Linked DNA regions of Homo sapiens: region 1 is linked to region 2. A link is a contact called in ENCODE Hi-C data. All regions are on one chromosome and are shown on one strand. The core of a region is the stretch at or near the end of the contact, and the rest is flanking DNA. Distances in the headings are between cores, read along the strand shown.

Evidence for each region. Hi-C counts contacts between places; a loop is a spot of excess contacts on that map. Pooled maps may share reads with other maps.
Region 1: a map of CD8-positive, alpha-beta T cell shows a loop between it and region 2 (4-fold over the local background). The contact joins the promoter of CAPN5 here to the promoter of CLNS1A in region 2. A Hi-C loop is called at or near these places in 1 of 168 maps with a recorded cell type or tissue (CD8-positive, alpha-beta T cell) and 3 of 50 pooled maps.

Annotation. Positions count from the first base shown.
Region 1 is chr11:77,064,486-77,068,766 of GRCh38, reverse strand. CAPN5 (calpain 5) reads right to left here and starts at 1,796. Exons shown (of 13, transcript NM_004055.5): 1 at 1,673-1,796. RefSeq lists a silencer at 1,591-2,280 and an enhancer at 2,137-2,637.
Region 2 is chr11:77,636,167-77,640,563 of GRCh38, reverse strand. It overlaps CLNS1A (chloride nucleotide-sensitive channel 1A), which reads left to right and starts at 2,770. Exons shown (of 7, transcript NM_001293.3): 1 at 2,770-2,974. The coding sequence starts at 2,850. It overlaps LOC107984369 (a long non-coding RNA gene), which reads right to left and starts at 756. Exons shown (of 3, transcript XR_001748072.1): 1 at 619-756. RefSeq lists enhancers at 2,629-2,868, 2,523-3,042.

The DNA.
Region 1 (4,281 bases), core at 547-3,046, 570 kb after region 2:
CCCTGCTCTGGGAAACTTTATCAGGGTCCCTCCTCCCCTGCCAAGCCTAGCCCTGGGTGGGGAGCAGAGGAGAGCAGAAGGGAGGGCCCTCTCCCTGCTTTGGCCTCCTCCTTATAGCCCTCAGTGGAAGCCCACCCACTACTGCAGCCAAAGGTGGCCCTTCTTGGACACACATCTGACCTATCTAATCCGCAATCCACCCCACCAGCATTCATTTTCACACTGCCAGGCCTTTACTCATGCTGTTCCTTGGGGCTGCAATGACCTGCCTTTTCTTTTCTGCTTGGTGGATTTCAAGACCCAGCCCCAACGAATCTGCAAGTGAACTCATCCCCAGCTCCCGGGCACCCATCAGTCCCTGTCTTGTGCTCCCAGCACTGGGTACAACTCTGGACAGGGCCTTATCTGTGGACCCACTGCCTGTCTTGTCAGAAGAGAGGCTCCTCAGGGCAAAGACCCCGCCTGAGCACCTCTGTGTGCTGGCAACTAGCCTGACCTGGCCTGCAGCAGCAGCTGGGCCCACCATACCCTGCCCAGGAGGCAAAGGCAGCCACACCACCCCACCCCCAGACCCTGGGGACAGGAGCAAGGACCAGCCCGAGGACCCTGGGAGGTGTCAATCCTTGCAAAACACAGTGGTTCCCCCAGCAGGCCTCAGACTCATTGAGTTGGCTGAGCCTCACCCGTAAGCCCCTCTCTTCCAAGAAGTCTGCCCAGATCTCTCTTTCCCCTGAGTCCTGGGATAGTCGCCCTCAGTACTTTTCTCTCTAAACCACAGGTGTAGGGAGAAGATTCTGGGATGAGAGCCAGGCGGACCCGGGTTCAAATTCTGGCTCAGCAATCCTGAGAGGGCAGCTGACTTCGCTTCTCTGTGCCCCACTCTTCTGATCTGTATGGAACTTGGGGGTGAATCCCACCACATGAAATGACTGGGAGAGAGAACGTCGCACCTGTTAATGATCTTTTGTCCTATTTCGCCTCTGGTCCCCTAGGCCAGTCTTCCGAGACCCCCAACGCAAAGGAACAGAGGTGGGAACTCTGAGGTCTGAGAAACAAAGATCCATTCCCTCCCAGACCACTCCCCCACACTCCCGCAACACACACACACACACACACACACACACACACACACACGTGCGCCCGCCCTGCAGTCAAGGAGAAAAGCCCCCTTTCAACCTGGGGAGTAGTGCCAAGAAGCGGATAGGCTGGGGCAGTAGGAGCCTCGGCCCTGCCCCTTCCCCAGGCCTGGGTGGTGGAGCACCCAGAAGGGGTTGGTGGATTGCAGGGATGAAAGGGGGGTTAAGCAGGGAAGAGAAGGGGGGAACTGTAAGGAAGATGAGAGGAAGTGACAGTCTAGCCCCGGGTGTTAGGCGCTTCCAGCGCGTCCGCACTAGGAAAACGACTCGGAGACACCCAGAGGGAGGTGAAAAAAAGACTCCTCGCCGGGGGTGGGGGTGGGGACGAGCCGAGGGGGCCCAGGCGGATGCTCCAGGACCCCGCCCCCCAGCCAGCGCTCACTTCCTTTCCCCCCGGGCCCGCGGGAGGTGCAGCCCCCTCCACTGATTCGTGGTCCCGGAGCAATCACTGGCCCGCGCTGCACCCGCACACACCCCCCCGAAACACACACACACACACACACAGAAGCACACGCCTCCCTCCGCCCGCCTCCTACCGGCCGAGCCGCCGCGGGTCCAGCCGGGCTCCCGGGATGCAGGGCACGGCGCGGGCGCTGGAGCGGAGGCTGCAGCCGCCCGGCGCAGCAGCCTCGGGCTCTGGCCGGAGATCCAGCTGGGACTGGCCTGCGGCGGGGGCTGGCGCTCGCATTCCCCGGGTTCGGCCAGCTGGGCCCGGCTCCGCCCCGCCCCGCCCGCGGCCTCCGCCCATTTGCCCGTTGCGAGCCGGAGGCGTGGTCTCCCGTGGGGCGGGGTGGGCGGCCCGGTGGCCGGGTGCGCCCATGCGCACTGGTGCGGTGGGCGGCCGCTCAGAGGAGCGGTCTCATTCCAGCCCCTGTGTTGAACGCGGACTTGGGGCCCCTAGCGGCACCCACCGCCTCTACCGGCTCGGTCGGGCCCTCGTTCTCTCTCCTTCCCAGCCTATCTGTCTGCGGTTGGTGCGCATCCCCATGGGCAGCCTCCCAAGGGCTGGCTGCACCGTGAGGGATCGGGCCGGGGCTGGGGTTCAGCCCCCACAGGGCGGGCCGGGGCCGCGGCTGACTTGGGGCCGGCGTGTAGTACCGAGGACCCGCAAGGGCCAGGGTGCCTGCCAGAACCAGGACTTGGTGGGCGGCGCCCCTCCCTTTCCGGGCTCCACCTTCACATCCATCCCAAGTGTTCGGATGGAGAAGTGGGAGCCCAGGCCCCTGTGAGCAGCAGAGGGCCTCTGTCAGATGGGAAAACTGACCCCGGCCCGTGTTGAGGACTTAATCCCGTGCTGCCATGGGCTCCCGGGCTCGGGCTCATGTTTGACTCTCTGTCCGTGACTGGCTACCGGAATGCCCTGGGATGGCACGGAGCCTGCATTTCCTGATCTGTAAAACGGGGACTATAATCTCTACCCACCCCAGGCCGCTTGGGGAATCCGATAGAGAAGGTTTAGGAGTGACTAGTTCTTGCCTACAGTAGGAGCTCAGGGGTGCCACCACCCCCCGCCCTGAGGCAGCAGGACAGACGCCCATCTGATCTGATGAGCCCATCGGCCCACTCGCTGGTGGAGCGTCTCAGGCCCGTTCATTCTCCGCCTCCAATTTGTTTCGAAGTCTCAGTTAATGATTTCGTCAACCTCTTGTGTTACCGAAACAAACTTGGGTCCGCCCACCCAGTGCAGCAAAGCCAAACACTGACACCAGGATTTGCAGCGGCAGAAAGGGAGGCATTTATTGCAGGGTGCCAAGCAAGGAGAATAGGTCGGCTAATGCTTAAGACCCGTACTCCCCAATGGTTTACATGTAAGGCTTTTTAAAGGTGGGGAGACAGAGGTTATAGGCAAAGTCATAAATAAATACTCTGGAGCTATACATTGGCTTGGCCCAAAAAGGTGAGACATTTTGAGGCAGGGTCATAGGTGGATTCAGAGATTCTGTGATTTGCAATTGGCTTAGGAAGCAAGACTGTCTAAAAACCTGGGGTCCACAGATAGGAGAGTTAAGCATTGGCTTATGGGTGTGACTCTTTACAGAACCCTTGGGAAGAAATTTAAAGAACAGCCCTCAGTTTCCCCTTATCTGAGGCCTAAGTGACAGCTGTGAAAAACAATTCAGGGACATAGGTCAAGATGTTATCTTTAGTTTCTATAGGGAACCAGACATCTTGTGGCTCTAACTTATTTGGGTGGCCCTTGTTTGAAGCTTCAATTACCTTCTTGCTTGTCAAGGTGCTCATTTACTTCTCAAAGCTAGCTAGCTGCCTGAAATTCCCCCTGAAAAGACTCATGATTTTCCTTTATTTCCACTAAGAGGAGTCTCTGCCTCACCTCACTCTCAGTCACCTGGACTTCTCTAGCTTCTCCCCAACCTCCCTGCCTCTGTCCCAGGCCACCCAGATGCTTCTCCCTTAAGAGTAGCCCCAGCCCCCTCAGGAGCCTCCTATCCAACCAAAGAAGACTTTCACATATGCAGCTGAGACCCGCCACCCATAGAAGAGTGTTCTAAGACTGCACCCCATCTGACTCCCCCATCTCCCCTAACCTTATTCCATGCCCTGTACTGGGAGCAGCAGCTTCACCAGCCCTTCAAAAGTCACTTCAGGGGCTCTACTCTCCCCACCTGAAACCATGCCCGTGCTGATCTGTGGCCGTCTGAAGGACTCTTCCTTCCTCCCTGTGCTGCAGCATCCCAAAGCTCCCTTGCTCAGCATCCACCCCTCACCTATGGCCCTTCTCAGGCTGCGTCTCTCAGAGTTGCTGGTGGGGCCAAGGTTTCCCCTGCAAGGCCAAAGTTCCTGGAGGGCAGAGGCCAAGGGTCATTGTCAGGAAGACAGCAGCACTTGGTAGAGCCAAGTAGATCTGGGCTCCAGTCCTCACTCTGCCAGTTACTGGCTGTGTGATCTGGGCAGGTCCTCTATCCTTTTCCCTGTCTGTAAAATGGGCTTCTAGCTGGAGTGTGTGATGACCAGGTACAGGCAAGTCACGGGGATCGATAAAGGCCCGGTTGTGTAGGATACTGGGCAGCATTGTCTCTGGGCTGGGCAACTCCCATGTGTTCCAAGGTGGGGCTGGGGTTGTGTCTGAGAAGGCATGTTTGCCTCAGCCCACAAAACAGTGGGGTTCAGAGGATGCTCAGACCCC
Region 2 (4,397 bases), core at 1,521-4,020:
GGTCTCACTATGTTGCCCAGGCTGATCTCAAACACGTTAAAAATTTAATGCCAGCCTAACTGTTGAGAAGATAGAAACAAAACTACCCCACACATCCTGTCCTCCAGCCTCAGCAGTCCTACTGCAAAGGTATTACCATACTGAGTTTACAAGGGGATTTACTTGAATTTCACTTGTTCTCTCATGGCCAAATTATTGCTCTTGAGTTTAATGCCTCAGGTCTCTCATCTGTAAAGTGGGTCAATAATAGTAACTTCACAAACTTGCAAAGAGTAAATGAAGAGATGATGCAAGCAAAGTGCAGGTAAAGTGCCTGGAAGAGAGCCTGGCACAGAACACTCGTTAACTTTAGCTACCATTATGACGATTTTGGAAGTCTTTCTTCCTATTACTACTATACTCTTTAGTGCCTAACGAAGAAACAAAACATCAATTGCAATTTTGGTGGATTAATTCCTTTCCAGTCAGTGCCCCAGCTCCTTACTGATGTAGCTAGCTCTTCACCCTGCCCTTATTAACCCTTTATACTTATCTGCCCACCTGACACGTGGGGACGTGGCTTGTGCACTAGGGCAGTATAAGGACCTAGATTGATGTATGCTACTTGGTTGTGTATACCTGAGATGTGAACAGTCCCAGGAGATGGGGACGGGGTGGCCAGATCAGAACATCATAACCGAGTTGGGAGACTTCTGAGCTCCAGATGAGTGGTCTCTATGTCCTATGCATCCTTTGGCAAGGGACTCCATGTATTAGTCTTTCTCTCTTTGTTTTTTTTTTTTTTTTTTTTTTTTTTTGAGACAGTGTTTCGCTCTTGTTGCCCAGGCTGGAGTGCAATGGCGTGATCTCGGCTCACCGCAACCTCCGCCTCCCGGGTTCAAGCAATTCTCCTGCCTCAGCCTCCCGAGTAGCTAGGATTACAGGCATGCGCCACCACGCCAGGCTAATTGTGCATTTTTAGTAGAGACGGGGTTTCTCCATGTTGGTCAGGCTGGTCTCGAATTCCCGACGTCAGGTGATCCGTCCGCCTCGGCCTCCAAAATGCTGGGATTACAGGCGTGAGCCATTGCCACCGGTGTATTACTCTTTCTCTATTGCAATTCCCCTGTCTTGATAAATAGGCTCTGTCTAAGCAGCAGGCACGGTGATCCCATTGGGCAGTTACAACAGGGTTGTATGTAACTGGGTTACAGGGTTGTAACAGGGTTGCTGCTGTAATGGCCCAATGGGTTCACCTTGCCTGTTGCCTAGACAGAGCTGATTTATCAAGATGGAAATTGTAACAGAAAAACAGTAATTCACGCAGAGCTGCTGTGCAGGAGACTAGAGTTTGTTGTTGTTGTTTTGAGACGGAGTCTCTCTCTGTCGCCCAGGCTGGAGTGCCAAGGCGCGACCTCGGCTCACTGCAAGCTCCGCCTCTCGGGTTCACGCCATTCTCCCGCTTCAACCTCCCGAGTAGCTGGGACTACAGGCACCTGCCACCACGCCCGGCTAATTTTGTTTTTGTATTTTTAGTCGAGACGGGGTTTCACCGTGTTAGCCAGGCTGGTCTCGATCTCCTGTCCTCGTGATCTGCCCGCCTCGGCCTCCCAAAGTGCTGGGATTACAAGCATGAGCCACTGCACCCGGCCTAGAGTTTTATTTTTACTCAAATCAGTTTCCCAGAGCATTCAGGGATCAAAGTTTTTTTGTTTTTTGTTTTTTGTTGTTTTTTTTTTTTTTTTGAGACGGGGTCTCGCTCTGTCGCCCAGGCTGGAGTGCAGTGGCGCTATCTCGGCTCACTGCAAGCTCTGCCTCCCGGGTTCACGCCATTCTCCTGCCTCAGCCTCCCCAGTAGCTGGGACCACAGGCGCCTGCCACCACACCCGGCTAATTTTTTTGTATTTTTAGTAGAGACGGGGTTTCACCATGTTAGCCAGAATGGTCTTGATCTCCTGACCTCGTGATCCGCCCGCCTCGGCCTCCCAAAGTGCTGGGATTACAGGCGTGAGCCACCGCGCCCAGCCAGGGATCCAAGTTTTTAAGGATAATTTGGCAGGTTGGGGAAGGCCAGTGAGTCAAGAGTGCTGATTGGTTGGGTGGGAGATGAAGTCACAGGGAGTTGAAGCTGTCCTCTTGCGCTGAGTCAGTTCCTGGGTTGGTGGGGAGGGGGCACAAGATCACATAGCCAGTTTATCCATCTGGTGGTGCCAGCTGATCCATCAAGTGCAGGGTCTGCAACATATCTCAAGCACCGATCTTAGGTGCAGTTTAGGGAGGGTCAGAATCTTGTAGCTTGCAGCTGTAATTTCTAATCTAAACCATAATTTCTAATCTTGTGGCTGATTTGTTAGTCCTACAAAGGCAGTCCAGTCCCCAGGCAAGAAGGAAGTTTGTTTTGGGAAAAGGCTGTCATCATCTTTGTTTTAAACTTCAAACTGTAAACTAAGTTCCTCCCAAAGTTAGTTCAGCCTATATCCAGCAATGAACAAGGACAGTTTGGAGGTTAGAAACAACATGGATTTGGGTAGGTCAGATCGCTTTCAGTGTCTCAGTTATAATTTTGCAGTGGTGGTTTCACTGTGACAATCCTGAGGGACTTCCCACAGAACCCTCAGTTATTGAAGCCCAAAGCCTCAGAAATGGCGAGGAAGAAGGGGAAGGGTGTTGCGCGGTCAAACTCCACACGTTCTTAGCCGACCTCCGCCGCTTTTCCTAGAATGTCTCATCTCTATGGTCGACGGCGTTCAGATTCCGGGGCAGACTAAGTTGTTCTTCCGGGGTGACTGCCTCTTCCAGGGCGGGCGGTGTGGTGCACGCATTGCTGTGCTCCAACTCCCTCAGGGCCTGTGTTGCCGCACTCTGCTGCTATGAGCTTCCTCAAAAGTTTCCCGCCGCCTGGGCCAGCGGAGGGGCTCCTGCGGCAGCAGCCAGACACTGAGGCTGTGCTGAACGGGAAGGGCCTCGGCACTGGTACCCTTTACATCGCTGAGAGGTAGGGTTCCTGGTCCCCAGCGCTGGCCTCCTGCGCGCCGCCCTCCTCCTTGCTGGAGCAGGCGGTGCGAAGGAGCCGGGCAAGGGGCGGCCTGGAGGCCTGCTGGGAGCGGGGTCTCGTGCCCGACGCCTCAGGGATACCTGTAGCGGGTGGAAGGCTCGATTTTTCTAGTACTCCTCCGGAGTCTTCCATTCTCTGTTTTCTCCGGCCGGAATTTCCCCTTATGGATTGTGCTTTTTTTTTTTTTTTTTCTTTTTTTCCTCTTTCTCTTTCTCTGTCTCTTTCTCTCTTTCTTTCTTCTTCTTTTCTTTCTTTCTTTCTTTTATTTTCTTTTTTTTTTTTTTTTAACTCGCCTATTTACTGGAGGTCTGGCGCGTGCGTTGCCCTTAACGCACGGTCTGGTTTTAAGGGTCTGAAGTGTGCCTGTCTTTCCGGATGAACAGATGCAGGAGATGTTCCCCTCTCTGGGATACGTAGTTTCAGAGCCGACTGTGGAGGACTTTTAAAGTTTGGTTACACAATAAAGATTTTCTTCTGTAGGTATAGTAAGGAGAGGAACACCCTTAACTCGACACAGACAGGGGTCATATGCAGAGGGACCAGACTCCCGTTTTGGGGTCCTGGAAGGAATTGCCCTTTTATTTGGCCACGTGGAGCACTTTGGTATTTTGACAGTCAGATAGATCTACCGTAAATATTGTGGTTGTAGAACAGAGGTCCCTGTTTCCTTGACATGCAGTTTTCTTTATTTTGAAGCCTGTAATGACACATCGAATCTTTCCTGCCCTTCAGATATGTGTTGCTTCCCCTTTTGCTCCATCACTTGTCTACAGCCAGAGAAAATTCTCTACTTTTAAGAGCTCATGTGATTACTTTGGAACCACCTGTAAAATCCAGGATAATCTCCCTATGTTACTGTCGACTGGTAACCTTAATTACGTTTGTGAAGTCCCTTTTGCTGTGTAATATAACATATTCACCCGCATGACACCAGAAAGTGAAGGTCGTGGGGCCAAAATTCTGCCTACTACAGAATCCAGAGCACAAAAACTGTAAAGAACCTCTGCTTTAAAGGGAAATTTAGACATTGAACAAGGTTTAGGCTTCAGGCCAGAAACTGAGATAGGACATATGGATGGGAGGAAAAGCAAGATTGAGGTGAGAGGCAGATAATGAGTTTGGTCAGGACATGTGTGGAGTAGTTGTACATATGACCGTGTTGGGCCGGGCGCGGTGGCTCACACCTGTAATCCCAGCACTTTGGGAGGCTGAGGCAGGCAGATCGCTTGAGCCCAGGAGTTTGAGATCAGCCTGGGCAGCATGGCGAAACCCAGTCTCTACAAAAAATACAAAAATTAGCCAGGCATGGTGGCGGCCTGTAGTCCTAGCTACTCAGGAAACTGAGGTGGGAGGATCACCTGAG